Linked DNA regions of Homo sapiens: all the other regions are linked to region 2. Evidence: chromatin loops called from intact Hi-C (ENCODE). Cell type or tissue: MCF 10A. All regions are shown on one strand. Each heading gives the region's core, and the rest is flanking DNA. Links, peaks and the distances in the headings are about the cores only. Region 1 overlaps LOC107985255 (a long non-coding RNA gene). Region 2 overlaps LOC107985255 (a long non-coding RNA gene). Region 3 overlaps LINC01774 (long intergenic non-protein coding RNA 1774).

The links. Peaks named below come from ENCODE experiments on the same cell type or tissue, not always from the same donor. Only the 100,000 strongest peaks of a DNase experiment are listed, where the experiment ranks them.
Region 1: it touches region 2 in a loop (2.9-fold over the local background); 2 of 110 quality-filtered maps call a loop at or near these places.
Region 3: it touches region 2 in a loop (6-fold over the local background); 2 of 110 quality-filtered maps call a loop at or near these places.

The regions. Positions count from the first base shown.
Region 1 is chr1:209,090,829-209,101,252 of GRCh38, reverse strand. The region is part of intron 1 of LOC107985255 (a long non-coding RNA gene); the gene reads left to right. Among named protein-coding and RNA genes, the nearest start is that of LINC01774, 120 kb to the right of the region's middle. In MCF 10A, for the core only: a CTCF peak has its summit at 6,649; a DNase peak (open chromatin) is centred at 4,962.
Region 2 is chr1:209,035,803-209,046,226 of GRCh38, reverse strand. All of the region lies in intron 1 of LOC107985255 (a long non-coding RNA gene), which reads left to right. Among named protein-coding and RNA genes, the nearest start is that of LINC01774, 69 kb to the right of the region's middle. In MCF 10A, for the core only: no CTCF peak of the experiment used is centred there; DNase peaks (open chromatin) are centred at 4,106 and 6,706.
Region 3 is chr1:208,972,463-208,982,886 of GRCh38, reverse strand. It overlaps LINC01774 (long intergenic non-protein coding RNA 1774), which reads right to left. Exons shown (of 2, transcript NR_146915.1): 1 at 10,111-10,424; 2 at 7,580-7,851. The region is part of intron 1 of LOC107985255 (a long non-coding RNA gene); the gene reads left to right. Among named protein-coding and RNA genes, the nearest start is that of LINC01774, 5.2 kb to the right of the region's middle. In MCF 10A, for the core only: no CTCF peak of the experiment used is centred there; DNase peaks (open chromatin) are centred at 2,076, 2,906, 4,826 and 5,676.

The DNA.
Region 1 (10,424 bases), core at 1,648-9,647, 55 kb before region 2:
AGAATCTTGTGTGTTTTTGAAGTTTAAAAGGGCGAGAGGTGGGTGAGACTCTTCGAGGGAAAGTTTCTTAGACAATATGGAATTTAGAGGATAGTAGGAGGGGATTTTGTGGGGTGAGAGAAATATTCTAGATAAAGCAACAAAAAAGTACCACATTGAGTGGCCCAGCTTGACTACAACAGAGGGAGGAATTTAGTAATACATAGAGAAACATAAAATGAGTTCAGATTATGATTAAAATCAGGCAAGGACATTTATTTTAAAAAACGATATAAATAGTCACTTTCATTGCACGCCTTTTTTTGTAGCTATAAATGGATGCTTTTTAAGATGTGGAAACTGAGGCTCAGGAAGCTTCAATAATTTATTCAAGGTCACAGAGCTAATTTGTGATTTAGAGGGATTTCAACACAAGTCTGTCTGGCTCCCAAAGCTCTTCCCTCCACACTCCACCAACATGCTGCCTCAGGCCCCCAACTCATTTTCGTGTTCATTGCCCCATCATCTGCTCTCTGCACATTATAAAGGAGGCAACTTATGCTCCGCACAGTTGGCAAATGCACTCTTCCTTGGTCCATGGCAGACAGAGGAAATAGAGCCTGCGTTCTTTTGGCTTGCCAGTTCTTCTCGGTTCAGCAATAGAGGCAGCCACTACCAATTGATCTGTGAACTGGCAGTTAGGGGAAGCCATTCTATTTGTTAAGAATTCTCAGTCAACCAAAAGCACAGAGATGAATGAGAAAAAGTGGCAGACTAATGGGCTAAGGGAGTACTTCCCTGCGTGTGCTGTGAAAGGACAGAGCCGGAAACACTAATACCAGAAATTCATTCACCAATAATCTAATGTGTCTGGAAAGTGCCGGTGATTGATTTTCTGCTTTAGGAGTGACTACCTAAACAACTCTGAAAACATATGTATTAATGTTGTTTCTCATGACTTATACCGATCCAAAAAGATAATGGAATGGCAATTTTAAATATTCTTTGCCTTCAAGAAGTTCTTCTTTATTGCTAACCTACATTTTTCATGCTGCAATTCAGTTGACTTTCCTCTAGCTTATTACCACAAAACCCGATGCTTTAAACAAACCTACATCTTCCAGAATAATTAAACTGCTCCCTTTTTCTCATGACTCAACATTCTACATAGAGCTAAGGTGAACTGGTGAGATGGTAAAATATGTGAACGTTGAATCAAACTACCTGGATTCAAACCCTAACTCTTCCATGTAATTATGCAAGTCCGTAAACCTCTTAATGATAACGATGATGATGATGAAAATGATAGCATTTATAGGATTTGGGTATATTAAATGAAGTAGTAAGTCGGGTGCTCAGCACACATTTAACATGAACTGTGTTCAGTAAATGTTAGCTATTATTACTGTTATTGGGAAAAAAGAGTCAGAAGAAAACTAAGGTGGAGAGATAGGGAGGAAAGAGATAGCCAGCCCTATTTATAGGCTGTGCCTGGCGGAGATGAAACCCTCTATGTTTATGGCTTGGGCATCAAGCAGACACCTGAATGGCACCAATTCTTCACCTGATTTGCCGCATGCCAGTTTCAGCCCTCTGAGCTACATGAGGCCTATGCTATTTTGATGAAGTGAGATGTCCTAAAGCATACTGAGATAGGAAAGGACACACTGGCACTCTCTTGTCTGCTACTTCTGGAACAAGACTGAACAGTAAGGAAAAAGGATTGGGAACTGCTCAAGAGAATCAGCTTAAATTCAGTTTTCGGAATCAGTGGCAGCTCTTCGGTGGCAGGGGCTTGTCCTCTCAAGCTTCTCCATTCTGGTGGATCTCCTGGTTCTCCTTTACCCTGGGCCTCTCCTGTGAAGTTCTCTGGAAGCTTTTTCCTCCTCCTCGAGCCTGATAACTGGTTAATATGTAAGTAAAAACTATGGGAAATTTAAGTGAAATTACTGCCTACTGGGAAGGAAAGTTAAGGGCAAATTTTCTACTTATGCCAATTTACTCTGAGAGGCTTATTTTAAAAACAGGCCCCTAAGGCTAGTCAAGGGGAGCATTTGTGGATTACAAGTAATAACACCCTTGAAATTCAGTAGCCATCAGCCCAGGTCTCAGGAAATAGATTGGGTAACTTGCCCCTTTGTTAAGCCATTGCCCTGTTCAGCACATATTTCTCTTTTCCTCTTACACAAAGCACCACTGCACATCAACAAAAAATATTTCAGCATAATATACCAGTGGAGAAGCATTTCTCCCACTTTGCCCTAAACTCTCTATCCACTTAAATATATATCAGGAAAACTCTCTAGTTGCTCAGGCTCTATACTCTAAAGGAGAAAATGAGTAATTGCCCTTGAAGAAAGACAGTATATGAGGCACATCCATATTCAAGGCTTGATCCTGTTGGACAGGTCAGTTCTTCTGGGTTTCAACTCACTTCCAACCCAACATATCCTATGAACTGCAGCCAAGTTAGCAAAGCTATTATTATTCTGTGTCATAGTGAAGGGATTTTCAAAGAAAGGTGACTTTGAAGGATTCAAGGTGAAAGTCACTATCAGTTGGCAGAGCTGGTTGTTTGCAGAGAATGAATTCACTAGGGGATATAAGAAGGACTGGGGGCTTTAAGTCCTTGATATGGCTAAGCTTCCCATCTCAGAGAAACAGGTCGTCCTGCTAATTATCTGTCATGTCACCCTGGCTCTCCATAGAGACAGATAATTTTCTTCACTGAGTTTTCAAATCCATTTATAGTTGTGGAAAACTCTTCCCACCCTGTCTTTCAGAGAGTCTAGGTGGAAACACGAGTAAAGGTGGTGACCACTGAAACATTTTTCTTCAAGGACTTTTGAGTTTGTTAATATCGTTGCAGGAAGGCAAATGCTCTCAGTCCCAACAGCACCTTATAGTGAATAGATGCTGTGTTATGGTTTCTAATCTCCTGGGCAGGGGGCCAGGGATGGCAGGGATGAAAATAGTGTTAAGGGAAAACTTACATAAGGGGAATAATAGACATTTGGAAATATGTTATCCATAGGACTTGGACAGTCTGGCCTAAAGGGTTATGGTACCAACATCAAATATTCTACTAAAGCCAGATTTTGTCATGTGCAAACATTTTGAATCATAATGCATAGTGTAGAAGTTGTCACGGAGGAATCATAGTAAAAGGAAATACAGAGGAATGTCACCACGAGAGGCCTGGCTTCTAAAAGGCTTAATAAGACTGCTGATTCATTAAGGTTTGGAGATCATCCCTCAGCTTTACAGGTTCAGAGACTCAATTTTATCTGTATCCTAGAGTTCACCAGGGAGACTGATACTCACCATCGATAATAACATCAAAGTGTTCAATACAGCTGCACCTATTACATGTTCTTTATATTAGAGGATGGCAGCCTCCAGTGTTTGGAAGAGAGTGAGCCCTTGGGGAAATGAACTATGTATAATTTATCTTTGAAGCTTCAGTGTCTAGCCCATTCCCTGGTCCCTAAAACATTTTACTGGATGGTAAATGACTGCTAAATTTACTTGAATGGTTAGCTGGCTGGCTGGGCTGGGTAGATGAGTGAGTAGACAGGTGGAGCGTACATGGGTGGAAAGATAAGAAGCAGGCAGAAGAGAAAAGAGGAAGGGAAAAGAACACAGTGACAGTACTAGCTGACATTTATTGGACAATACTATGTGCCCAGCACTGTGCTAAATACATGCTTTAATCACTAAGCTCTCACAGCAAACCCAGGAGAATGGTGAGGTTGTATTTTCCCTTGTATAGATGAGGAATCTGAGATTTAGAGGAAAGTAACATGCCCAAGGACACCAGCTAGTAAATGGTAAAGTCAGAAAAAATTTACAAGAGACTAACATTTTTATTAGCACACAATTTTTTAATTTTTTTTTTTTTTTTGTGAGTTGGAGTCTCACTCAGTCACCCAGGCTGGAGTGCAGTGGCGCAATCTCTGCTCACTGAAACCTCCAACGCCCAGGCTTAAACAATTCTCCTGCCTCAGCCTCCTTAGTGGCTGGGAATATGGGCGTGTGCCACCACGCCTGGCTAATTTTTGTATTTTTAGTAGAGAGGGGGTTCCACCATATTGGCCATGCTGGTCTTGAACTCCTGACCTTAGGTGATCTGCCTGCCTTGACCTCCCAAAGTGCTGGAATTACAGGTGTGAGCCACCACACCCAGCCTAGCGCACAATTTCAGCTAGAACTTCCAAGGTGACACTACACTTGCATTTTCTGGCCAACATAATTTCTTCCTCTAGATAAGCTACATGAGAAGCCAACTAGTAATTAGGAGGGTTCTTGTGGAGCTTAGCCTCAGGAGGAAGTGTCTGTGGGTCTTCCAGGTTTAATATTGCCCAGCGCCTCCCTACACAGGGGTCCACCTGCCAGGTGCCTCAAACCCCCATTAACCCTTCAGAGCGCTTTCTCCACTGAGCAGTACTCAGATGGACGGCTCTGTTTCCCTGTGTTCTATATTTTCATTGCTCATCTTTTAAATGGACACTATCCAGGAAATTAGACTCCCTTTCAGACCATTTTAAAGATTTCTACTCTGATATACTTTGTGTGAAATTAATCATTTTCAACAACTGTTCTTGTTTCCCTCATTTTTCAATTCCTGGGGCATGCCTCAGTGTCATCTAAAGTTAGCCCTAGGTAGGTGGCCGGGGTGGGGAAGGCAAGTGACCTACTCAGCTGGATGGGGCCAAGTCTCCTGATCCCTGCCTGGTGCTTTCCCACTGTATTACACTCAGTGGTTGAGTGGATTAATAGCATTCGCAAAATCTTATATCCACCAAATTAAAGTTGATTTTAATGAGATGTGTCATGTTTTTTAAATGCCCCATGAGGCCGGTAGAACACAGGATCTTGCAGCACTTAAAGGCTTTCTGCCTGTCCTCCCTGATCTAGCCCAGCCAGGGACCTGCTCCCAGCCTGTGGGCTACTGGCACTGGTCTGCCCAGTCTGAGTGGGTCTCTGAGTCATGGCTTAAGTATTTTGGAAACGCACTATAGATCATAAAAATGACTCCTCATGTGAAATAAGCAGACACCATATGGACATGTCTTTTAAACCCACATACCTGCTTCCAGTAAGTTTATTTTGACATCAAAATGTCAAGATTACTGGGTGTTCTGGACACCTGTCAACCCCACAGTTAATCATTAAATCTCTCTGCTGTAGCAAGACTTCCACACTTTCTTCTTAACCCTGCAGGACTCTGAAGGCAAATTGATGACACCAGAAGTTCTAGGGAGGCTGAGAATGTCTTGTGAGATATATTTTGTTTCCCAATAAGGGAGCTAGATGAAAATATGACCACCACGGGGGATAACCTGATGGGTCAGGTTACTTTCTGCAAACAACAAGGAGCTGTTTGCAGGGACTTTTCCCCCCGTGCCCTTTTCATCCTTACACACGCCTGCGTGTGCACACGTGCAAACACACACACACACACCCCTTTCTCTCTCTCCAGTGGAAAGCCTGAGAACTAATCAAAGCTGGCCTTACGAAGCTGAATAGGCCTTGCTTTTATTTTTTTACCTATGTATTTTTTCTATTTCTGGTAAATGTTGTATCCTATAAATTCTCCAAGTACTTCATTATCTGCTTGTTTTCTGTTTGACTTATTTGCCCCCTTTCCTGGCTAGCAATTTAACTGGTACAGCTCAAAATTACTTTTAATGGTTTTTTTTTTTTTTTTTTTGAACTCATTTGAAAACACCTCCCTTCCCCAATCTTTTCATGCTAGACTTGGCTTTCTCCTAAACTAATCTCTGTGGTAGAAAATTAAGGTCAGTATATATTAAATATACCACTAATCAGAGTTTATAATGAGAATCCTTCCACTTATTTTGTTTTAAATTAAGTGGAATGATAAATAGAAGGGACTCAGAGCATTGAAAATCATGGTCTAAATTCTTGCATTCAATAACAGGAAGGGAGTCAATGGCACAGAGATGGTGCACTTCAGACATTTCTATGTAAGCCCAGGCTGAGGTACATTGCCTATAGCAAGTAAACACCCTCAACCTGTCTACTGGTTCTGAACAGGCCTGCTCCTAATGGTTACAGAACCCCAAGGCAAAAGTACCAAATGGAGGCTCATATTCCATATGTCTACCTATTTAAACATTTTAAATCAAACCAACTAACTGTTAAATAAGTTATGTTCTAAATGTCTACATTGACATTTATAACAGCCTTACTCCCCAGTGTGCATGCAGAACTCTTAGACTCCTCAGAATTCTGTTGCTGAACGTGGTAGCATGGGGACATGGGGACACCTGGTCCCTGACCTATGACCCTTCTTTTTCTTCCCACTGCTGTCTGTGAGTTGCATCACAAGGGCCTCAGTGAGCATGCATGTGAAGGCCACAGTCTGTATAATCAAGCTGTGTCCAATCTTCATCACTAAACCTCTTTCTTCCCCTCAATCTGAGGCATGGGAAAACAGAAAGACCTGGGAGAAAACCTACCTAGCTGCTGGCAGTGAACTCCAAGCTGATTGGGCAGGGGATTGTGGGGTCTAGGTACTCTGAGTGTGGTCTAGATGGATGAGGTGGGAGGGAAACCACAGTCACTGGGTAGGCATGTCCTTTCTGCCCATGGACTTTTCATTCCATGGAGTGGAGAGCAGTTGGAAGAGTAGGACAGAGAGGAGCCTGCTAAACTGTGGGGCTCAGAGTAGACCCCTCTGGTGGAGTCAAATGGTAGCACTAGTGTTAGAAACTGAGTTTTGGCCAGAGAAGTTAACATGAGAAGAATCAGAGCTGAAATCAAATTATTACTTTAAGGATATTTCCATCTTATTTTTATTAAGTAGTTTCCATTATTATAAGCAATAACCATTTTTATTAAATTAATAAGCATTATACACTCTGAAGAATTCCCATAAATCATTCAGACTTCTGCTGTTTTAACTAGATGAAATAATCTGTCAACTCTGTAGCGTCCACCTCTCTCTTGTTCAACCCACATTATTAACAACATATTTATGCATGCACACACCAATATACACTGAATATCTAAGGCAGCATTGTATAGTACACTTTTAGAGCTGGAAGTACCATGAAAAATCCTTGTTATCCACCCATCTCCCTTTGTTTAGGGTAAGAACTGAAGTCAAGAGAAGGGAGATAATTTCCCAGTGTTTTGTTTGCTGACCTTTATTTCATCAGAGCCAGGATATTCATATCTGGGATACTCAGAGCTGTGGCCATGAAAATTGGAATACTGGGGCCACTGACAGGATCAATTCTGGGGAAAGAAAAGTAGTAAAGTGTCCCTTGACGACTGGGGGGATCCACTAAGAAACCAACTTTGTCCCCCTCTGTATTAGAAAACTTCTCTCTACTCTTGGGGCAGGTTAACTAATTAGAAGGAATTGACATGTTTTTACTCACCTTTAGAAGCAAGAGATAGGTTAGAATGTTTCTAAGAACTGAACCATTTTTTACCCTAAAAGGAGGGCAAATATATATGTTTTAAATCAGGATTATAGAGATAAAATTTACATACAATAAAACTCACCAACTTCAAGAATACAAGTTGATGAGGTTTGAGAAATGTTTGTAATCAAAACTACCAACACAATCATGACATAGACCATTTTCACATACCCAAAAGTTCCCACCTACATCACAATTTGTTTATACATTCACCAGTTGATGAACATTTGGATTGTTTTCAGTTTTTGACTGAAAGGAAAAAAGAAAAAGTTATCCTCTGACATTTGAAAGCTGGCCTGAGGCTTACAGCTAGGTTGAATTATTTTCCTATTGGATGCAAACAATCTCACAAAATCTAAACTCAGATATGGTTACTCTGAGACCATGATAAAACAAAGCAAAAACAAACCCACTTCATAAGCCCACCTCATAATTTTGTCTAAGCACAAACAGAAACAATGTCATTGTGCCATCCACAAAATACTAAACATCCCCTCTTGGCTAAAATGAATAACTCCTACATCTTTACTAATTGCAGCTGCATGCTCCCTTAGATAAGATTTATTGAATTACCCAATCATAGAATTTCCTTCTCTTTCTGAGATCCCCAATCTAGAGTCAACTCCTACTTCCTTAGCCTGCCCAACAAATCATCCAAGCAAACTCCAAATCCTGCAATAGCTTCTTCTTTCTAATGCCCTCTTACTGAGACACCCAAGGTTCCCCATGGTATCTGCTCTCCCTCACTGCAATGAGTAATAAACTCAGCTTGTTTAGCTCTAGGTATGTTACTGGGGACTTTTGGCTGAAGAGCTGTTACTTAAAACATTCATGAGAAGTCTTTGTGTGTACATACATGTTTTCCTTTCTTTTGGGTGAATCTCAAAGTGGAATGGTTTTGTTGTGTTAAAAAGCATACGCTTAAATTTATAGGAAACTACCAAATTGTTTCCCCAAGTGACCGCAACATTTTGTGTTCCTATCAGCAATGTATGAGCGTTTCAGTTGCTCCACACCCTCACCAGCGCTCTGTGTTTTCAGTCTTTTAAATTTGGCCACTCTAGTGGGTATATTCTGATAGCTCATTGTGGTTTTAATTTTCATTTTCCTCTTCACTAGTTATATTGAACAACTTATAATATGCTTATATGTACTCTATACCTTATGTGGTGAAATAATTTCAAATATTTTGCCCATTTTAAAACTGGGTTGTCTTCTGTTATCTTCTAATAACCATTAAAAATTTTAAAATATATTTTAGATTCACCTCTTTTATCAATTTTTTTTTTTTTTTGCAAATATTCCTGCTCCTCTGCAGTTTACCTTTATATTTTCTTAAAATTTTCTTTGGAAGAGCAAAAGCTTGAAAAGTAAACTTTTAAAATTTGGATATCTAATTTATCAATTTTTAAATTTTGTGGTTTGGCCTTTTTTGTGTCCTAGGATACCTTTCTTACCCTAAGGACACAGAGATTTTCTCCCATATTTTTTTCTAGAAATTTTCAAAATGCTGTAGGTACTTCATACCTACAGCATATTTTACTTTATTCTGACTACAACTCAATAGCTTCATGTGGCCAGGCCAGTCGCTACCATATTTGACAGTTCAATCCCTGAGGCATATTAATCATACTGACCTTTTCAAAGGGTCCGCTTATGATTCTTGAATTTTTCTCTGCTGAAGTTCTGTTTTCAACCTAACTTATTTCCGTTCTCATCTTTTTTAGTTTTACTCTTCTGATATTTTGGCTTCAATGTTTTCTTCTTTGTCTGGTTTCTTAAGACAGAAACTTAGACAATAGATTTAAGGCTTCTTTCTTTTCTATAAAGTTCTACCCACAAATACATTGTGATATATTCACTTTCATTTTCATACATTCAAAGATATATTCTGATTTTCTCTTTAATTTCTTCTTTTACTCGTGTTATTTAGAACTGTATTTTTTGTTTTAAAATATTTTGGCTCTTTCTAGCTAGCTCTTTGCTGTTCGTTTCCATTTTTATTCTGCAATAGTCAGAGAACACAAGCTTTTAATTTTCTCAAAATATTTGATAAATGTTTCAAAATATGGTCTATCTGGTGAATGTTTTTACATGTCTGCATAAAAAATGGGTACTATACTGCTGTTGGGTAGAGTATTCTATAGATGTTAATTGGTCATGTTTGTGGATGTTATTGTTCATCTCTTCTATATGCCTAAATTTGTGTGTGTGTGTGTGTGTAACTAGATAGCTTATTAATTACTGAGAGAAGAGTGTTGAAGTCTCTAACAATAATTGTGGATTTCTGTAGTTCTTCTTTTAGTTCTACCAGTTTTTGCATGCTGTGTTTTGAAGTTCTGTTGTTATGTGCATACATTTAGAAAAATTATGTCCTTATGATAAATTGACTCTGTTATAACTATAACCTATTCTTCCATTTTCCTGGTTAAAATTCTGGTTCTGAAGTCTGTATGTCTGTACTAATGTAGTAATTTAAACTTTCTTTTCACTAGTGTTTGTATAGGATGTCTTTCACCCTTTAACTTTTGACCTACAAAAGTTTCTATATACAGGATAGGTTTCTTATAGATAGCATATAATTGGGTCTTGCTTTTTTATACATTCTCACGAGTTCTTCCTGTTGACTAAAAAGTTTGACTCATTTAAATTTAATGTAATTATCAGTATAGTTGGGTTAAATCTACCACTTTGCTATTTTCTATTTGTCATATCTGTTCTTTGTTCTTATTTCTTTCTTTTTCTGTCTTCTTTTGGGTTAATTAAATTTTAAAAATAGTTTCGTTCTATGTCCACTATGAATTTATTACTCACAGTTCTTTGTTTTATAATTTTAGTGATTGCTCTAGAGTTGCAATATACAGTTTTAACTCATCACATTATACTTTTAAGTAAATAACTTTATGTGTAGTGTAAGAACCTAACAGTGTTATAGTTCCCTCACCTCTCCTGTCTTCTCTGCAATTTTTGTCATTTATTTTACTTTTA
Region 2 (10,424 bases), core at 1,714-9,713:
CACTCCAGCCTGGGTGACAGAGTAAGCTCCTATCTCAAAAAAAAAAAAAAAAAAAAAAAAAAATCCAGAAACAGACTTGGGATCTATTGCAGATACATTGAGGTATTCTACATTTTTTTTAAAAAGTGCTAGGTTAGTAGCCAGGTGGTTTTACTTTGTACCCTTATACCAGCTTCTTTGTCATATGATAGATTCTTCCTTACTGATTGTTACTGTGCTGCCTTTGTATTTGCTGCAGCTTTGATGGGGTTTGAACAGCAGCAGCACAGCCATGTGAAATCTCACAGGTGATACTGTAGGGCTGGGCAAAGTCCACTCAGGTTCCCAAAAGTTCATTGCTGGAACAGGGCAGTACTTCCTTTTTGTAAGAGGGCTTCTAGTTTTCTAATACTCTCATGGGCACACTCAGCGTAAGCAGGCTTTATTCTAGATGATCAAGTGATGTGGAAAACTGCACACTCCGAATTGCTCAGGTCCTGACTGGTGGTTGGCAAGGATAAAGCCATTTGTTATTCTGCCCTAGCATTCTAGTGTTGTTGGCCTCAGAAAGAGTTGGGGTCTCCCATGAATTCTTCTAATTTTCTATTATTTATTAATTCATGAAGACATTTTTGAACATAGATATTTTCTAGGCTGCATTACTCCCATAGGGTAACAAATGTTGAGCTACATTTCTGAAATGCCAATCTGATTGTGTTATTTCAATCCTTAAAAGCTCAAATGACTCAGCCACTCGTAAACCTCTTGGTGTTGCTTTCAAAGGCTCTTCTCACCTGGGATGGAGCCCAACTTGCTAATTCCCATTTAGTCCCTCACATATCTCTTAATAGACCACCTGTTTTCATATCTCCGTATATTTTTAATGCTCTTTTTCTGTATCTGAAATATTATTTTCCACTTTGCCTGATGACATAATTGTATTCATTCTTCAAATCCCAGATCAAATGTCACTTCCACTGTGAAGTCCAGTGACCCTTTTCTCTCATTAGGACATGCTTCAAATAATGCAATCATGCCTAGTTTTCTGTAGTTTTCTCTCTTTGATTAAATTTCCCATCAAGGGCAGAACCACATCCTATTTATCTAGGTATTCTGAGAGCCGAGTTGAATGCTTGGCATATAGTAGGTGCTCAATAACTCTTCAGGAGAATGAAATAATGAAAAATCAAATATTGACAAACACTGATACTGGTTTCAGTTTTATATTTTTAAGATTCAGTAGGTCATGCTTCACATGTATACACTTTACAGTTGATAGATACTTTATATGACACCATCTTTTAAACTCTAGTCTTTTAAAGGATTCAAAACACATCCCCTCTCGACATTTTTTTCTTTCCACGTGGTTCTAATCTTCCTGATTCATTTTCATATATTGCATCCTGTTGATAATTTTTGTTGTTTTCTCTGGAGCTTTGCAGTGTTACTTCATTGTTTATAAAATGAGGACAGGTTAGGCAGCCCCAGCTGAATCCAGGATTCCAAGAGTGGAATATTTATGGCTTGTACAAGGGTGCAGCAATGTTTTCTGTCTTATTTCAATATCTTCTTGCCCCTAAAGGTCATAGGCTTTCTTCAGGGAATGATTACAATGTCTTCTAAATCCTCTTATCAAGTTCTCATGATCACTAAGAGCTTTGTGTCCTTTGAGTATAGGTAGATTTTTTTTTTCTCTTAAGTCATCGCTTTATTCTTGTTCATGTCAAAATAGACCTGCACCTCTTTACCTCCACTTGGTTTCTCCTGATGTTTTTTGGAAGTACATCGCAGGAGTTTTCTCTTCCCATGTGGATAAATTCTCTGTTATCTGCAAACTTGAAAATTTAACTGGATATTCCCTCTTGTTCTTCATTGGCCAAAACTTTAAATATCAGTGATCAAGAATCTAATATCTTGGTGATCCTACTCTTAGCATTCTGTCATAGCATGCCCATTTATTTTAATCCTTTCATTCCTGGATCGATGCCAGTTCCCTAGCTACGAAGAAAAAATATCTCTTTAATTCTGTGACGTTGTTAGGAAAAAAATATCACTTAGTATATAATTTAGTCAAAGGCTTTTTGAAAGTAGAAATAATTGCATCCTTTAATTCTCTTTTCCCAAGTTCTAATTTATTTGTTCAGAAACACCACAAGAATGAGATAGCTGGACCCAGCTGGATGAAGAGTGGATCCAGCTGCCAGTATGACCAGAAATGCATTGATCAGTAGAAAGGACAGGAAAAAGGAGGCCAAGGAGAGGAAAAGGTAAAGCAGGGAGGCCTAGAGTTTGTAGAGAATAGAGAAAGTGAGTGAGGTTGACCAGGAGACAAATAAGGTAAACCAGCGTCTGAGGAAGACGGTGCCCATGGGAGCAAGCCTGATAGAAACTGACAAACAGCTCAAAGATAGGGGGTAGATACAAGCAGTGGGAAGGAAGGACCTGGGACAGTGGCTATTTTCTGCCTCAACTGCATGGATCTCTAAGGTTGACTTCTGAAGGTACAGAATTCTTAAATAAGGCTTTTCTTTTGCTAAAACTGTGCTACCGTATTTTAACTTTACTTCATTCCCTGTTGAATGATTCTACCTTTTATTATATAGCCAATAGATGCTTAGTAGATACCTATGATTCATAGATCATTGCAGAAAGCAGAAGAGATGCAGAGAATGAAGTTCTCCTCTGCCCTTAAGGATCTCACAATCTAGCAGGGAGGATAAGACAAATCGTCACAAAAGTTGAATATAAAATACACCAGAATAAATGCCACAAGAAAGGCAAAATCAAAACGTCTCATATGCTGGCATTTCTGTTTAGAAAGTCCTTTCTACCATTACCATCTCTGACTGTCAAAATATGGCTTACCTTTCCAAATTAGCTCAAATGCCACCCATCCTCTGAAATCTTTTCTGATTACCTCCCTCCATAGCCTCTTGTTTATACCTTTTGTTTATATGCTATGTGCTGGGGAAGTACAAGGATTCCAATTTCCTGTATGAACATGACGGCCATTCATCCTGGATATTTTTGGACAGTTTGAATTTTATGTAAATATATATTTTAATATAATGAATTGAATATTTATATGATTTAATATTTCAACCTTGACACTTGATAGACTACATGTTCTGACCTGATCTTTGGTTTGGACAACGTGGTCATTGTGGCGAGAGGCAGATCTCACGTTCACCTAATATGACTACTCTACCAGTATTTACAATTGGGATCCATTCTTATTCACTGGGCAAAATCTGTTCTGACAGGACAGAGCCCATGTCATATAAGTTAACTATTTTGAATATCACTCTAGGCATATGACAGTCATGAAGTATAGATTGGGTTCAAAAAAGTAGAAACTTATACACTAGGTTAGAGAATAGAGGCTGTGAAGGGTTTTGTAGTGCCATGAATGGTTTTGTACATGTCTGCTTAGATAAAATGATTCAGTGGTCTGTAAACTCAAAAAGCCCTTAGCAACCTAGCCTTTCGTTTGCATTTATGTATGTTCATTTATTCTGTTCAACAAGTACTTATTGAATCCCTATGTGGGAAATACTGCTGTTTACCAAAATCAACTTCCTCCTCCTGGGCACAGCTATATGTTTTTCCACCTTCTCTGCGATTAGGTGTAGTCACGTGACTAGACTGTAAAATGATATAACTGAAATGGGGAAGCCCACTGAGTGACCTTGAAAACCGTTTAATATGGCAAAGTGGCCATCCTCCTGGATCATGAGTAACTATAGACCAGTGTGCCCTCAACTCCCACCTACCAACATGGAACAGTTAGTGAGCAGAAATTAAACTTCTATTTTACTAAGCAATTAAGTGCTTGGATCGATTTATTATTGTAGCCTAGCTATATCAATTAGGATAAGCTAGGTTATAATGTGGTTTCTTAAAAACCCAGCGGTTTAAACCACAAATGTTTCTTACTCATATTACTTGATCATTGAAGGTTGTCTGAGGAATCTTCTCCACTATGTACCCACTTTGTTACCCTCTCTCTGGGACCCAGACTAATGGAGCAGCCACCGTCTGCATTATTACTGGTCAGTCTGATACAGAGAAAAGAGTCCTGGAGAGTCTTACATCAGCCATTGCACAATCAGCCTGAGAGTCACACACGTCATTCCTCACCCACAACTCATTGGACAGATTTGGTCATATGACCCCAATCAAGGACAGAAAGTACAATCTTACTGTGCATTTAGAGTATCATTAAAGACCACCACACCAGCCTAACTGGTCTAAAATAGCCTATTATGTGCTAGACTCTATGCTAGATGTTGGCATTTAAAGATCAATATGTCATGGCCCCAAATTTATAATTTTACAATACATTGTTTTTTTTTCTTTTTTCTTTTTTTTTTTTTTTAGTTATACTTTAAGTTCTAGGGTACATGTGCACAATGTGCAGGTTTGTTACGTATGTATACATGTGCCATGTTGGTGTGCTGCACCCATAAACTCGTCATTTACATTAGGTATATCTCCTAATGCTTTCCCTCCCCCCTCCCCCCACCCCACGACAGGCCCCAGTGTGTGATGTTCCCCTTCCTGTGTCCAAGTGTTCTCGTTGTTTAATTGCCATCTATGAGTGAGAACATGCGGTGTTTGGTTTTTTTGTCCTTGCGATAGTTTGCTGAGAACGTTTTTTTTTTTTCTAACCTTGTGGATGGATACCATCCAAATTCGTTGATTTTTCTATAATATTTTTGAAACAGAGTACATGTATTATTAATTAACTCATTTATCCCATCAATAATACATATTGTCTCCATTTACTACATATACCTCTCTAGGAACAATTATACAGTTGGCATGGATCTTTCCCTCAAAGAAATCAGAGTGTAGGAAATGGTTTGTTCTCATACCTCCGACCTATCTCTATTATATGTCTCCTGGGCCATTTTCTCAATAAAACCAAGGCAGACTTCATTTTGTTGCTTTGCTCTTACCATGTGGGAGTTGAGGATTAAGCTGGCAGAATGGGGCCTCTCCTGCCCATGGCACAGAGACAACTTTCCTGCTGAACCTCTACCATTTGGTTCTTAGGCCCTTGGCTTGTCTTGAGGTCCTGTGAATCAGTTCACACATGACATGGGCCTCCACCAATACACCAGAGAAACAAAAGGTAGGGCAAGGGCTGAGAACCATGTATGTTGCTCAAACTCATCCTTCTTCAGGTGCCAAGGCTCTATTTATTTTGGAGAACTTTGTTCACTTGAAAATTTCTTTGAAAGGTAATAAAGCAATGGTTTTAAAATTGTATTCTACAGTGCCAAAGGATTAAGAGGAAGGTGTTCCAGAGACAGCTCAAGCAAGAAGCTCCACACCTTCTGCCTCAGTTTCAGCCAAAGCAGCTTTATTACTGACGGATTTATGTATTGGAATTGTACATATGAGTCTATTGTTAGAAAGGTTTCATTACTTTAAAAGATTAGATGATCTAATGAATTGCTATTTCAAAACATTGCTGGGAGCCCAAGAGAATTAACAAAGTCACCTCCCTCACAGATCCCAGACCAAGAAATCTGGAAGGGATTCCGAATCATACAGCCTCTTTCGAGTGAGTAATTCACTAGGACATTAGGAAAGTGCACAAAGTCTCATAGACTGTACCCCATCCCCTCAAGACCCTGAGTTCCCTAAAGGAAACTTTTAGCCCCGTGCTTTGCACACAGTCAAAGACATAAGAGTGACTGTAGAATGAGCAAAGGAATGACTCAGGATTAGCCTTTTGTATAATGCATATAAAAATCAAAGCTCAGAGTGGTGAAGGTTTTGGCCCAAGGTCATAAAGGAAAAACAATGGCAAAGTTAGGATAAAACTCTGGGATTTTTTACACTGGATTGTGCCCCATTGACTCTTCAACAGCAATAAAAATGTCCAAAGTCAGCTGGGCGCGGTGGCTCATGCCTGTAATCCCAGCACTTTGGGAGGCCGAGGTGGGTGGATCACGAGGTCAGGAGATGGAGACCATCCTGGCTAACACGGTGAAACCCCATCTCTACTAAAAATACAAAAAAAAAAAAAAAAAAAAAAATAGCCAGGCATGGTGGTGGGCACCTGTAGTCCCAGCTACTTGGGAGACTGAAGCAGGAGAATAGCATGAACCCAGGAGGTGGAGCTTGCAGTGAGCCGTGATCATGCCACTGCACTCCAGCCTGGGTGACAGAGTGAGACTCCGTCTCAAAAAAAAAAAAAAAAAAAAAAGTCCAAAGTCAACTTCTCACTTCCTAACCTTTGCTCTGTCTCCAAACTCATCCTAAAGATGTAACACAGAGACAGTGCAAGTTCCAATTCAAATGATCAATGGTTTTTTCTTTCTATTTCCATTAGCACAAGATTTGAAAGAAGTCCCCCCCTTTTTTGTCCTCCCTTCATCCCTTTAGCTCCCACAAGGGCAGGGGTAGACGCTGTCCAGCAGCAGTGATCTGTGGGTGTTGCTGAGCTGAGGACAGAGGAGACAGTTTAAGGAAGACGAAGCCTGGCTAAGGTTAGGCTCTTCCAGTTTCTCCTTCCTTTGTGCCTTGCCTTTTTTTGCATCACTGATGTTATTTATGGAATGCCAGCATGTTTCTTTTTTTAATTAAAAAGAGGAAATATCGAGTCTCGTATAAGAACAAGAGTGATGACTCAATAGGGCTGCTCAGTGCCAAATTACTTCCTGTAATCGCATGTGTAGCAGTGTTTCTTACAGAAGCAGGCTTTGGGGCTCCTGGTGAGATTGCACCCGGGCTGCCCACCTGCCCAAGTGACTCATTCCTAACAGCCCAGGATGTCTCACACATTTAGTCATAAACTCTGGCCTGATGAAACCAAGCTTACCCAATCTTGCTGATCTATAAGCAGGGAAGGGGGATAAGCTAGCAGGGATAATATAATTTTTGGTTGAGTCTTCTTTCAGGTAAAATATTAGGTTTTTCAGGCATTGTAACATATCAGAGGATTATTATTTTTAATAATATAAATCACCTTGAAACATATCTATTTTAATTTCTTCCTGTTACTGGGAAGGAAACTAAGACCTAAGTCAATTTGGAGAGTATTTGACTATCTACTATATAGAAAGGATTGTGCTCAGCCTTCGTGGGCCAAATGACCTTTCAAGGTCCACAACATATGGGTGACAAACAGAATTAATTGCTAAATATCCTCATTCCCATACAAATCTCCCTTCCACCATATGAATCTAAAGTTTGGGTTATTGTCAGAACTATCTTGCCAGTCTAGAAATTCTAGACTGATATGTGAATGAGTATGTGTGTGTGAATGTGTCTGTGTGTGTGTGTGTGTGTTAGCTATGTGCCTGTAGCTAGGAGAGGTATATTGCAATCCAAACTGGAAACAGTAGACATAGAAGGCAGCATGTCAGAACTAGAAGACATGCCCTTTGGATTTATAGAAACCTAGTTGTCAATTTTGGTCCTTCCAACTACCATGTAACCACGGCTCAGTTTCAAATCATGTTGAGCCTTACTTTTGTCCTATAAAAATATACAGTAAAATAGGTTTGATGTTTACCTAAAAAGAGTATATGCAAAGTATATTAATCTTCCTTTTTGTTTTCTTATGCTTTGACATCTTGGGGACTTGCTGGTCCTGGAGGGACTGTTCTGTAACCCATGACTTTAATCCAGTCACCTCTATTCTATTAGGCTCTCACATTCCTGGCTACTATCTCTGTTCTAATCACCCTGGGGCCAGATACCAGACTAACAGGAACAGTCCTTCTTCCCCAGAACCTATTAAAATTATTCAGATGGGCCAATCCTAAGCATCCTTATCCTGCCTCACATATTTCTTCCCACGGAAACCACAATAAAGGCTTTTGCCCACGTTTTCCCTTCATTCCCTCTGCCTCCTGAGCTACCTTGGTGCCTTCCTGTATGTCTCCTTCCCCACCTGTCCCTACCCCTTAATGTGGCATGCGCCTTCTTTGGGATCTGTGAGTAGCAAACTCTTTCCACTGGTAGTCATCTCCCGATCTGTTGATGTCGCCATACCTGAATGATAATATAACCTATATTCAAAAGCGGAGTACTGACAAAGCACTTCATACTTAAAGGTTCTCAAATTCTTCCATGTAACATAATGAATTAATGACTGCCTATGTGTGAAGTTTTTGAGTATACAGATATGAATAATACCCACTTTCAGCTTTCAAGGGAGTACTGAAAATAGCATCCTATCAGAAGTGTGGGTGGGGTATGGAAATGTTTCTATGACAGATCGAGGACATCAAATGACCTGCTTCAGGACACACACCAATTCAGAGTTTTCTGACCACCAGCCCAGGATTTGGCTTTCAGTGGGATCTACGGCTTCTTTGAGTAAGACTTTGGATTTTGACCTTGGCCTGTCTGCAGCCAAAAGTATGCTTGGTTGCCCCAGAAACAGTCCATGTTAGCCTCCACCTCCTACTCTGGGGTTTTGTTCAAGTGGTACTTAGACAAAATATTCATTTCTTCTTTGGCCTCCATTCTACATTCCATATTCATTTATTTTCAATAAACAGTTTCAGATTCCTCATTTTTCCCCCTAAAGCTTACAAATAAATTTTTCTGTCTTGCCTTTCTTGCTGCATTTACATAAAAGCCACGCTGAAAAATTTATAGCAGTAATGGAAATCTTGGGGAAAACAAAATGCTCTGAGAACAAATGGCTGCTTTAACCCTTTGCTAAAGAGCAATGAGTGCCAGGCTTGCAGTGCCACAGGGCAAACAATTCCATGGGGAAGAAACACACCTGAAGATACCCAGCTTACCTATAAAATGCCAATAATGGAATCAATTGGAGGAGGGATCCTTATGACTTTATTCATCAAATTCTTTAAGTCTATATTCTCTTATTACAGAAATAAAAGTGAATTTAATTGCTAAGTTTTGAAGTAGTTGTGTAAATTCTATGAAAGTTTACTGTTTGAAAATATTGGCAGGGTAGAGTACAGCTTAAAGTAAAATATGATGTCATGGAAAATCTGAATAGCAATATTTTATAAGGATTACAACTTAACCGCTTGAAAATATATTGCATACAAAAGAAAAGACAATAATTCCTCCTATTATCCAATAAACATTTAAGTATCTACTATGAGTATCTACTATGTGTCTGTACCTTGGGATAGAGAGAATCCAGTGCACTCTTTGCCTCCAAGGAATATCCAGCTTGGTGTTCATTAATAGAAAATTGCTGCTAATAAGCCAAATAGGTTAGTAAAAATAGGTTTTTATCACATAATGTAGCATAAACATGAAAATACTTGAGCACATGAGAATTAATTTCTAAATGCCTGTAAGTAAAATTTTTAATTTATGGTCTGTTTAGTTTACAATGGTTTCATATTTTAGGTTGAATCCTCATTCACTGAGAGACATGATTCAAACCTTGTAGTCAATCCAATCACACACATGTAAACTACCATGACAGAATTGCCGCAAGTCCATGTTAGGAAAGATGGACTCATTTAGGCTTTGCTGACAGCCCTGGCATTGTTACTTCCAGGCCCTAAGAAGGAACATAAGCAGTCTCTTGTCATTTAGTCACTTAAAGCATCCTTTTCTTTGGGCAAATGGAATGGGTAGATGTGAAGATTTTTAAACTCTGAAAGAGATATGAAATAAAGGCTTCTAGCTCCTCGGCCAAAAATTTTCAGATTGTTAAAAAAAGAAAAATTGCTGATGTTTAGGACTTTCCAGCTTAGTTGCCTCAATCTTCCATCTTTTCCTCTGCACTTCCCCACTCAATACCCCAACTTTTAACTCTGTGTTCGATATAATCTGACAAATTATCTGCCCTCACTGGAGATAGTTGCTGGCACCTAATGTGCTGTGTGTATAGGGTGCGGCAGGATTTGAGTGCTGTCCTTCCTCTTCCACTGTTTAGATGAATTCAGACTTTACCTGGAGGCCTAGGTTGGGGATCAACTTCAGCATGTACTAAGGAGCAGGCCAGCTAGGCAGCTACCCAGGCAACAAGTGTATCAGGCACACTGTCACACTCCTACAAATGTTACCAGATGCATAAGTGGCATTTAACAGAATACTTGTCTGGGATAGTATCAAATGTGTTTGGAAGAAAGATGACAAGACGCCTGGAATGAGCGTAGACATGAACAATAGACAGTTGACACACAACCTCTAAGAAGGGATGCACATGACGACAGAACTTTTTTTTGCTTGGCGGATTTCTCAAGTTTGCAACCAGGGCTGAATTGTCCTGGACAATAGGAAAACACATTGAGTGCTGTCTTTGGTTTAACTTCTCCATACTGTCCAGTCCAGCATGCAGATTTTCCTCTATGTAAATGCTGAACAAATATTTTAAAATATTAGCCCCTGTGTTTTAATCTACCCCTAACCATAAAATTAATCACTTGGAGGCACGGTACTATTTTAGTGTCCTCAAATCACATGGATTTGGCCTTATAACAACCGCA
Region 3 (10,424 bases), core at 1,397-9,396, 63 kb after region 2:
GAAAATAGAAAATGTTATTTTTTTAAAGATCTCATTCACAATTGCATTCAAATTTACACAGTGCCTAGGGCAAAAATAATCTAACAAATAGTATTTAATACTTTTATGAAGAAAATTACACAACTATACAAAGTCAAAAAGGAGCTTGGTTATGGATATGCAAGTTCAACATCATGAATATATGCTATAAATTATTTCCCACATTGATCTATAAATTCAATGTAATTCCAGTAAAAATCCCAATGAAATTATTTTCCATGGATTTGATGGATTTATTTTATTTATTTATTTATTTAGAGACAGAGTCTCTCTCTCTATCACCCAGGCTAGAGTGCAGGGGCACGATCTCAGCTCACTGCAACCTCTGCCTCCTAGGCTCAAGTAATTCTCGTGCCTCAGCCACCCAAGTAGATGGGATTACAGGCAGGTGCCACCATGCTCAGCTAATTTTTCTATTTTTAAGTAGAGATGGGGTTTCACCACGTTGGCCAGGCTGGCCTCAAGCTCCTGGTCTCAAGTGATCCTCTTGCCTCAGCCTCCCAAAGTGCTGGGATTACAGGTGTGAGCCACCATGCCCAGCCATGATGGACTTATTTTAAAATTCCTGTTTATGAGTAAATGTTCAAGAATAGGCAGGACAGTAAAGAACAAGAACTAAGAGGAGTTATTCTCCTGAATTTCAAGAACTGATTTAAAGCTGTAGTAATTAAAACAGTGTGGTATTTTACAGGGTTAAAAATATGTTAATTAGATAGACTTAAGAGCTCAGGAATAGACCCTGGGGTATATGGGAACTTGATTTATGAGAGAAGTGGCTTCACAAATCAAAATTTATTTAAATAGTTATCTGTATGAGACCAGGTGTGGTGGCTCACGCCTGTAATCCCAGCACTTTGGGAAGCTGATGTGGGCAGATCACTTGAGGCCAGGAGTTCAAGATGAGCCTGGCTAACATGGTAAAACCTCATCTCTATTAAAAATATAAAAATTTTCTGGGTATGGTGGCTCTATCTTGTAGTCCTAGCTGCTTGGAAGGCTGAGACAGGAGAATAACTTGAACCTGGGAGGCAGAGGTTGCAGTGAGCCAAGACTGCACCACTACATTTCAGCCTGAGTGACTGAGCGAGACTCTATCTCAAAAAAACAAAAACAAAAACAAAAACAAAACAAACAAACAAAAAAACCCCCAAAAATCCAAAAAATTTATCTGTATGAAAAGAAAATTAGAGAATTACCTCTATATAAAAACAAAGGTAGATAAAGGCTTAAATTAAAAAAAAAGTTGTAAAAGTTAAAACAGGAGCACAACTTTATGATCCTGTGAAGAAAAATATGTTTACATAGAAAAAAGAACAAATTATAAAGAAAATTGATAAATTTACACTAAAATTTCAAATACATGCATGACAAAAGTTTACAAACCTAAAAGACAAGAAGATTTTTTGTAACATACTTAATAGACAAAGAATCAGTCTGGAATACATAAAGAACACTTTTCCTCCTTGAGGATGATAATAATAGCTAACCTTTATTAAGCAGTTACTATATGCCAGGATCTCTTCTAACAGGTTAATATGTATTAACTCTCTTAACTGCCACAATAATCCTATGAGATACTACTTTTTTTTTTCCATTTTAGAGCTGAAGAAAGTGAGCCATGGTGAGGTTAAGTCACATCGCCAAGTACACATAGCTATAAAGCGGCACATTTATAATGGGAACTCATGATGATTGGCTCCAGAGTGTAACTCCAAAAAAAAGAGAGAGAGAAAAGAAAAAGACAGATCATTCAATTGAACAGAAGGCAAAAGATTTCAGCAGGTTATTCATGGAAGAGAAAGCCAGAACTGCCAATAAATATGAAAATATGCTCAACCTCACTAATCAGGGAAATGCAATTTAAAACCTCAGTGAGGTTTCTCAACCATCAGATGGGCAAATTTTTAAAAGTCTAAGAAATACCAAATGTTGACCAGATTTGACAAAAAAGGGGGATTCATATATCCTGCTGAAGGGAGTATAGATTGGTACACACACTTTGGAAACAAGTTGGCTGCATCTAGTAAAATTGGCACAGCATGTACCTGATGACTCAGAAATTTCACCTTCCAGATATAGTCACATGCAAAGGAAACATGTATAAGGATATTCAATGTGATTTTGAACTATAAATAGAGAACCGGAAAGAGTGTAGGGAGCAAAAAAAATAAATTGCAATGTATTAGTAGGATATAATGCTCTTTAGCAATTAAAATTAATGAGTTAAATTTGTATGCATCAAATTGGATGGATCTCTAAGATTGTACTATTGAATGAAAGAAGTACTATGTAGTCCTTATACATATGTGGAATATTACACCATTTATTTAAGTTATTAGAGCATAAAAAATACTATGTGTTGTTTATGGTACTCAAAGTAGAAATACGTGAGTCTAGGGCATAAACTTACTTAACAATGGTTGCTTCTGGAGAGGGAGGGAAGTGAATAAGACTTCAGAGACATACCAGGATTTAGTCACATATTTAATATTTATTATATAAAGATAATGCACATATGACAATATATTCTGGTGGGAGGTACATGGGTTGATTATTGTCTGTATATTTTACTATACTTTTAATAGTAAAAATAGAATAAAGGAACAAGAAAGATGATTAAGACATAGTCCATACTTACAAAGATCTCATCTCTATTCATTCTGACACAAAGCTCTGTAAGTAAACAGTACACTTTAAACAGTAAAGACACACACAAGAGTAACGCTTCCTGCCTACCAAGCTTGTATTCTGTCCTCCTGGATATCTGCTTTTGCCTGCAGCAGGGAGAAAAATCAGAGCTGAGGCCTGACTCAAAGATTATCTATGGCCCTCATGGAAGAGATGAGGAAACTGATCTACAATGGGAGAACTGGCCTAGGATCAAGGATTATAGAAAGCCAATGAGTCACAGAACTTAGACCAGAACCTAGACCTCAAGACTTGTAAAATAGAAAGTACAAATTGAAGGCCAGCAGGTCAAATTAGGTCCACAGACTGGTTTTGTCTGACTTCTATATAGTTTCTTTTATTTTTTTTAAAGAAATGTGAACATTATTATATACTGTGTACAGTTAGCCACAACCTCTTGAACTCCCTATTTTCTCATGTGAACACTTTACTTATTCATGTTATCCTTAAGTATATTTAAATATATTTGTGTTTGTGACCTTCATCATGGAATCTTGGACATGGAAGTAACCTTAGGGAAAAAAGGTGACATGTTCTCAAAGTAGTAATTGCCTCGACGACATCCCTGACAGTTGGAACATGCATGCCTCTGCTTGAACACTTCAGCTATAGGATGCTTACCAACTTTCAACATAGCCCAGAAAATCTTTGGACAGCTCTGACTGTTAGAAAGTTCTGCCTTTTATGGAGTCAAAGTACGTTTGACTTCCTTCTCACTCATTATTCTTAGTCCGGCCCTCTAAAGGTGCCTGAAATAAATCTAATTGCTCTTCTGAAAATATTTGAAGACAGCAACGTTGTTGAACTAAATCATTTCTTCTTCAGGATAAACATCTTGCTGCTTCTCACTCTTCTAGAGTTACTGGTTTTCAAACTCTTAGCGATGCATTCCAACTCCTTGCTACCTGAAGGTGAGGGAGAAAGATTGTTTATGGATGCATTAGTCTGTTTTCACACTGCTACAAAGGGCTTCCCTAAGACTGGGTCGTTTATAAAGGAAAGAAGCTTGACTCACAGTTCGGCATGGTTGGGAAGGCCTCAGGAAACTTACAGTCATGGCAGAAGGGGAAGCAGGCACCTGCTTCACAAGGCAGCAGGAAAGAACAAAGGAGAAACTTCCAAACCCTTATAAAATTATCACATCTTGTACGAATTCACTGACTATCATGAGAACAGCATGGGGGAACCTGCCCCCATTATCCAGTCACCTCCCTCCCTCAACATATGGGGATTACAGGTCCCTCCCTCGACACACGGGAATTATCATTTGACATGAGATTTGTTTGGGAACACAGAGCCAAACCGTATCAATGGGTATCACAGTCAACATTCTTCATCCACTGCTTTACCATTCATCTATTTACATTCAGAAGAATGTATGGCTTCCTTCCTCCCTACTTCTCCAGCCCTTTTTCCCACTTACTTCACTTCATTTTCTTTTCTCCTTTATTCTCTTTGCCTTCAACCTGTGCCATATTCACGCGTTGTTTTCACTCCAGCAATGATGAACAATATTTGAAGTTCTCTGAACAAAGCATGCTATGTAAAATAGTATCACTATATCACTTCATATCCTGCTTTCTCCACATGAAATATCTCACTAATGATTTCCCCCTGGAACCTTCCATTTATTCTTCAAAACCCAGCTTCAATGTCACTGTCTACTGAGGCTTTCCTATGCCTTCAGCCATCTCTTTCTCTTCTTTTACACTCCAGTCAAAGTTAATCCCTTCCTCCTGCATGCTGACTTCCATGTTATGCAAATTTCTATTCTTGCACATCTCCCACTGGATTACAATTATTTGTTTGCATTTCTATTTCCCTTTTTTGTATTATAATGTATTGGAGGGAAGGGCTTTTGTTAATCCTTTTTGTAATTCCAACATTAAGCCCAGTACTGGCAATAATAGGTGCTTAATAAAATGCTTCCTGAGTTAACTGCAATTCTGATATCACGGGATATATCGCCTTAAGGCCATTTACAATTTGCCTTAAGGCCAGCTTGAGTGTTCTCCATTATCCAATTAGAATTGAGGTGCCCAAGAACAGGATTCATGTTTTGTTTTCCTTGCCTTCCTAGTACCACATACAACTCCCATCATCACTTAGATGACTGTTAAAGGAACAAAGATGATTCACAGGCTTGTGGTGTGTTGCAAGCATAAGAAATACAGATTTTTTTTAGCTCTCCATTGTAAAGAAGATTAAAAATGTATATACACATAAAGATTAAATTTGTATGCATATGCATATATGTACACAAATATTTGTATACAGCTATCACTATATATATGTGTAAATAAAATAGTGTTGCCTTTGCACATTCCAGCATATATACATCTTCTGAATTGCAAAGTGCACTCCAGTTTATTTGAAGTGCGGCAGAATATGTCTAACCTCCTAGGCAAAGTTTCTTGTTAATTTCCTTTGCCTGCATGAATGTATGATTTATTTAATGAAACTGCCATGCAGCAAATAAAACCTTTGTTCTACCTAGCAGACTAGTTCCCCAACATCACAGAATCCATAGCCCCAGTTACAGAAGTTTACATAGGAGCAGTGGTCCAACTCAGAATCCCAAGTACAAAAGTCTCCTAGCCCATTCTCACTAGATGCAGTCCAGTGTCTAATTAGCCCAGGGTAAAGGGAATGAGAAAAAAAATTTAAACAATACAAAACAAAACCGTAGTCCTAACTGCTTGTGGCAGTTGTGTTTTTTTTCATTTTTGTTTCTCTCCTTTGTCCTCAATTCCTATCACTTCACAGGGATGTGTTCAGAAACTAATGTGATTAACTGGATCTCTTTCTTTCTTCTCTTCCTTTATCCCTCTCACCCTTTAAAAGAAAACTTATATTTTTATTGTTCAATCAGTGAATACCAAAGAGTTAGTGATCTGTTTCAAAATTGTTTTTATAGAAAAAGACCTTGAGTCATTTCAGTCTGAACCTCTGGGAATGTATCCAAGAGAGATGAGAAATGTATCATACCTGATTTTCACTCTGCTCCTTTGCAATCCCAACCCAAATTAAAGAAACCATAAGATAAACTGCAAAGTGAGGAATCTATACATTATTAAATATCAACAAAGAACATTCTTTTGAAGCTGCAAATATGTATCACCCTAAAGCAAGGCCTATTTCTGACCAGCAGCAGGCAGATTTGTTTGATAAGTTCTAATAATATTTTAGCTTTTATTCCCAGTTCCCCTAAGGCTTAACATTGTAGAAGATGTTCTTTGTTGTGAGGTTTACTCTTAGCACATGTAACATCTGGGTTCATGATTGCACATGCTTTTTTGTTTGTTTAACAATATGCATTCATTCATACAATCAACATTTATTGAACCCTTACTTTAAGAATACAAACATAGATGGTATAGTTTCTATCTTGGTAGTATTCTAGTTAACTAGTGCTTTATAATGAACCTCCTTAAAGTGCCATGCTTTATACATTTTGCTCACAGATTCTGTGGATCAGGAATTCAGAGAGGGTATGGTGAGGATAGTGTGGCTCTCCTTTACAATGTCTGGCCTCAGCTGACAAAACTCAAGGCTGGGGGTGACCAGATGGCTGAGAGCTAACACCATGTGAAGGTATAATTGGCAGTCATATTTCTGGCAGTAGATTAACTCAGTGGGCTGGGACATCAGCTGGGGCTGTTTGTCAGCATTCATGTGGCCTCTTATGTGCTTGGGCTTCCTCGCTGCATGGTGGCCATGCAGTAGTCGAACTTCCTATGTGATTCCAAAGGAGGATGTCCTAACTGTAAGAAAGTTGTATAATCTTTTCTGACTTTTTCTTAGAAGTCATACAGAATCACTCCACTGCGTTGTATTGGTTACATGCAAGTCACAAGCCCAGCTAGAGTCCAAGGAAGAGGACATAGATCCTATCTCTTAATGGAAGGTGTGTCAGGTCACACTGTAGAATAATAAGAGATACTTTCATGGTCATTGTTGGAAAATGCAACCAGCCACAAGTAGTTTATAGTTTAGTAGGAAAGTTAGACATGTAAATGGATCAATTCAAGAAAGGGTTATAGTGCTATTTAAAAAAAAAAGGACTTGTTGAGTACAGCAAAATACCTGGTCAATCATATCGGGAGAAAATAAGGTCAGAAAATGGTTAAAGGAGGCAGTGCCTCAAAGTTGGTAAGTGATAGTGGTACACCTCTTGGTGAAAGTTGTTGAATATTGGGTTTTTAAGGAGTACCTTACATAAAACACCCTTCTATCAGTAACACATATACAGTATTTAAAAGATATCTTATGTTAAAGCAAAAAAATAACACCCCAAACCCAGAAAGTCACTGTATTTTACAATGCCTTTCAAAATCCCTTTGCTAGTTGGGGAATGAGCTTGAGATAAGGTGAGAACACCTGAAAAATGGTGACCTCCCTGGGGCTGGAATGAGCAAAGGGCAGGATTAGAAATTACATTGTAATTTTTGCCAGGCCACACCACCACAACAACCCTTGACCTGCATAGGAGCTCCTGAAGCTGTGCTGGGCCCGCAGGAGAATGCTGCTCAGACAGGACTTACCTGTCCTCTCTCAGGCACATCTCTAGTCTCACAGAGCAGATGTGTCCCAAGGATCACCCAACCCAAGGTGCTATAAGCTTGATGCGTTGTCTGTTCTCCCCAGGTCTTGGGACTTGATAAAATGATGGATTTGTTGAGGCTTTATGGGTTGTTTCCCCAGGGATTCAAGCATTTTCTGACTTTATTTAAGGCTAAGGTCAATCTTTGCAGCTTTGAAGTAGCACAAAGGCAATAAGAGAGTGTCCAATGTTCCTGGAGAGAGAGAGGCAGAGAATGTGTGCATGAACATCCCCCAAAACAAACTGGAAAACCTTTTCCATGTTTTATTTATTTTGTGTTATTAAAGGAGCATCACTGTGTCATCCGTGCTGAGCCAGAGCTTCTAATTCAGTGGAAATGAAATTCCAACCCAGTGTGTGCTTAACTTCCCCAGCACAGTAAATCCATTTCTCTTTTTGTCTCTGTCTCATCTCCCCATTTGTAGTGAAGAGATGTGCAGTACAGCGATGAAGTCTGTCAGTGGGAAACCACTCTGGCAATTTCGGAGTGATGTCTGAAGAAATGAATTGAGCAGGCTTGCCTGGGGTGGAGACACAAGAAAGACCATGCTTTTATAGTCACTGCTGGGTTTGTGATTTGTTGTATGCTGCCTATCTATGCAGATTCTTTTCTGTTCCAACACATGAAGAAAAACATGCCCAGTCAGATGCTCCCGGCTTATCACTCCATATCAACCCAGAAGCAACACAGGTTTTCAATTTCTCCATTTGCAAGTGCAATTGAAAATTGGCAGAGGTTGCTATGTAGGGATAAAATGAACAGTGGTGCAGTTTGGCCTCTACAGATAGAGATGGCATCCATGAGGGTGTGGGGCGGGAGTGGGATAAAGGATCTGGGAATCATCTCACCCATATTTGATTGCTGGAAGCTCTGGTAAGCCATATTATGGTATTCCTTTCCATACTTAGGCTAGCTCTCTTTTGCTTCTGAGCATTTGCCCATGTTATCTGCCTCTACTTAGAACTCTCTCTAGTCCCCCCATTATATCCTGTCTTCTTCCATGCTCCTGTTTCATCTTTCTTTCTTACTTTTTAGAGATAGGGTCTCATCCTGTCACCCAGTCTGAGTGCAGTGGCATGATCATGGCTCACTGAAGCCTCAAACTCCTGGACTCAAGCCTTCCACCTCAGCCTCCCTAGTAGCTGGGACTACAGGCATGTGCCACCACACCTGGCTAGTTTTATTTATTATGTTGTATGTATGTATGTATATATGTTTTTAGAGATGGGGTCTTGCTATGTTGCTCAGGCTGGTCTCAAACTCCTGGGCTCAAGGGTTTCTCTCACCTCAGCTTCCTGAGTAGGTAAAATTACAGGTGTAAGCCACCACACCCTGCTTTCCTCTTCATCTTTCCAACTTTAGCTTGCCCAGTTTCCATTTTGATGTCACCTCTAACTGAATGCCTTCCTTTCCCTTTTAATACCTGATTTGGCCCCTCCCTCACTGTGCTTCCTTAGTCCCTGAACTTATTTTCAACACAAACTTCTCATGTGGTATTATAATTTCCTTTTTTTCTTATTTGATTCCCTCACTATATTGTAAGGTATGTGAGAGCAGGAAACCTATTTTTCTCTGCTGTTCTGTTTCTATGCACCTACTACAATACCTACCACATTGCAGATGCTCAAAAATTATGAATTAATAAGGTAAGAAAATATAAGTTAAATCCTTTGTCCCGCTCCTGCTCCCCCACTTCACAGATACTATCTCTATCCATAAAGGCCAGTTTGTACCACTGTTCATTTTATCCCCACGGAAGCCTCTGTCAACTTTCAATTGCACTTACAAATAGAGACATTGAAACGTTATATATAAATTGAAGTAACAGGTAAATATGTGATTAGAGTTCAAATGGGTCAGTCAAATAATGAAAAGGGAATAAGGTTTTATACCAACCAGATTTGAAAACAGAAAATATAATGCATATTAGTCAGCTCAGGCTGCTGTAATAAAATGCCATAGACCAGGTGGCTTAACAACAGATATTTGTTTATCACAGTTCTGGAGTCTTGGAAGTCCAAGATCATGGTGGCAGCAGATTCTCTTTCTGGTGAGGGCTGTCTTGCTGGCTTGCAGATGGCTCTCTGCTCATTGTATCTTCACATGTTGGAGACAGAGAAGCAAGCTGTTTGGAGTCTTTTATTTTTATTTTTTTTTATTTTTAGAAGTAAGGGCACTAATCCCACTATAGGGACCCAATCCTCATGACCTCATCGAAACCTAATTACCTCTCAAAGGCCTCATTTCCAAATACTATCACATTGGGGTTTAGGGCTTCCAAATAGGAATTCTGCACAGTAACAGTAACAGTGAGATCTTGGTGAAAGTTTTACATACACTCAGAAGACAGCAATATTATAATAGTAGGATATTTTTAGAAAGAAATACATCAGTTGGAATCAAAAACTCTGTAATATATGAAATTGACTCTATAATCATACTTCTGGCAATATAACCTAAGAAAATAGTCTTAAAGAAGGAAAAAGCTGTGGACATGAAGAGTCTTCATTTTAGCATTGTTTTCAATACTGAGAAATTGGAAACAATTTGAACAGTATAGGAATGGTTAAATAGATGACAATATCATGCACTATAATACTATATTATGCAGCCATTAAAATCATAGATTTGAGGCTTATTTTGTAACACAGAAAATATTTATTGTGTAATTTTAGGTTAAACAATCTAATTGTACCTATACTATGGTTTAAATGATATAAAATTATGTTTTTGAATGCACAAGTTCCTAATAGGAATAAATGGAAATAGCTGTACTTACTGGCGTGGTTGGATTTAGTGCAATTTTAGCATTCTTTTAGCTTTTTTAGTGCTATAATGCAAGACTTTAAAATGATATTTTAAAAGAAAGATACTGAAGAAGCTACTGAGAACTGAGTCATAAGGCTTATGTATTCTTCTTTCAAAACATCTTCCTGGGATTTGTTTCAGACAATCTTGGCTAATGGGTACAGAAATCTCCTTTCACTCCTCTCAACATGGAAACCTCAAGATTAAATGAGAAAGATCTAGTATATGGGAGTTTGAATGATTTTTTTCTTCAGTTTTTACCTTCTGATGAGGCCACCTACATGT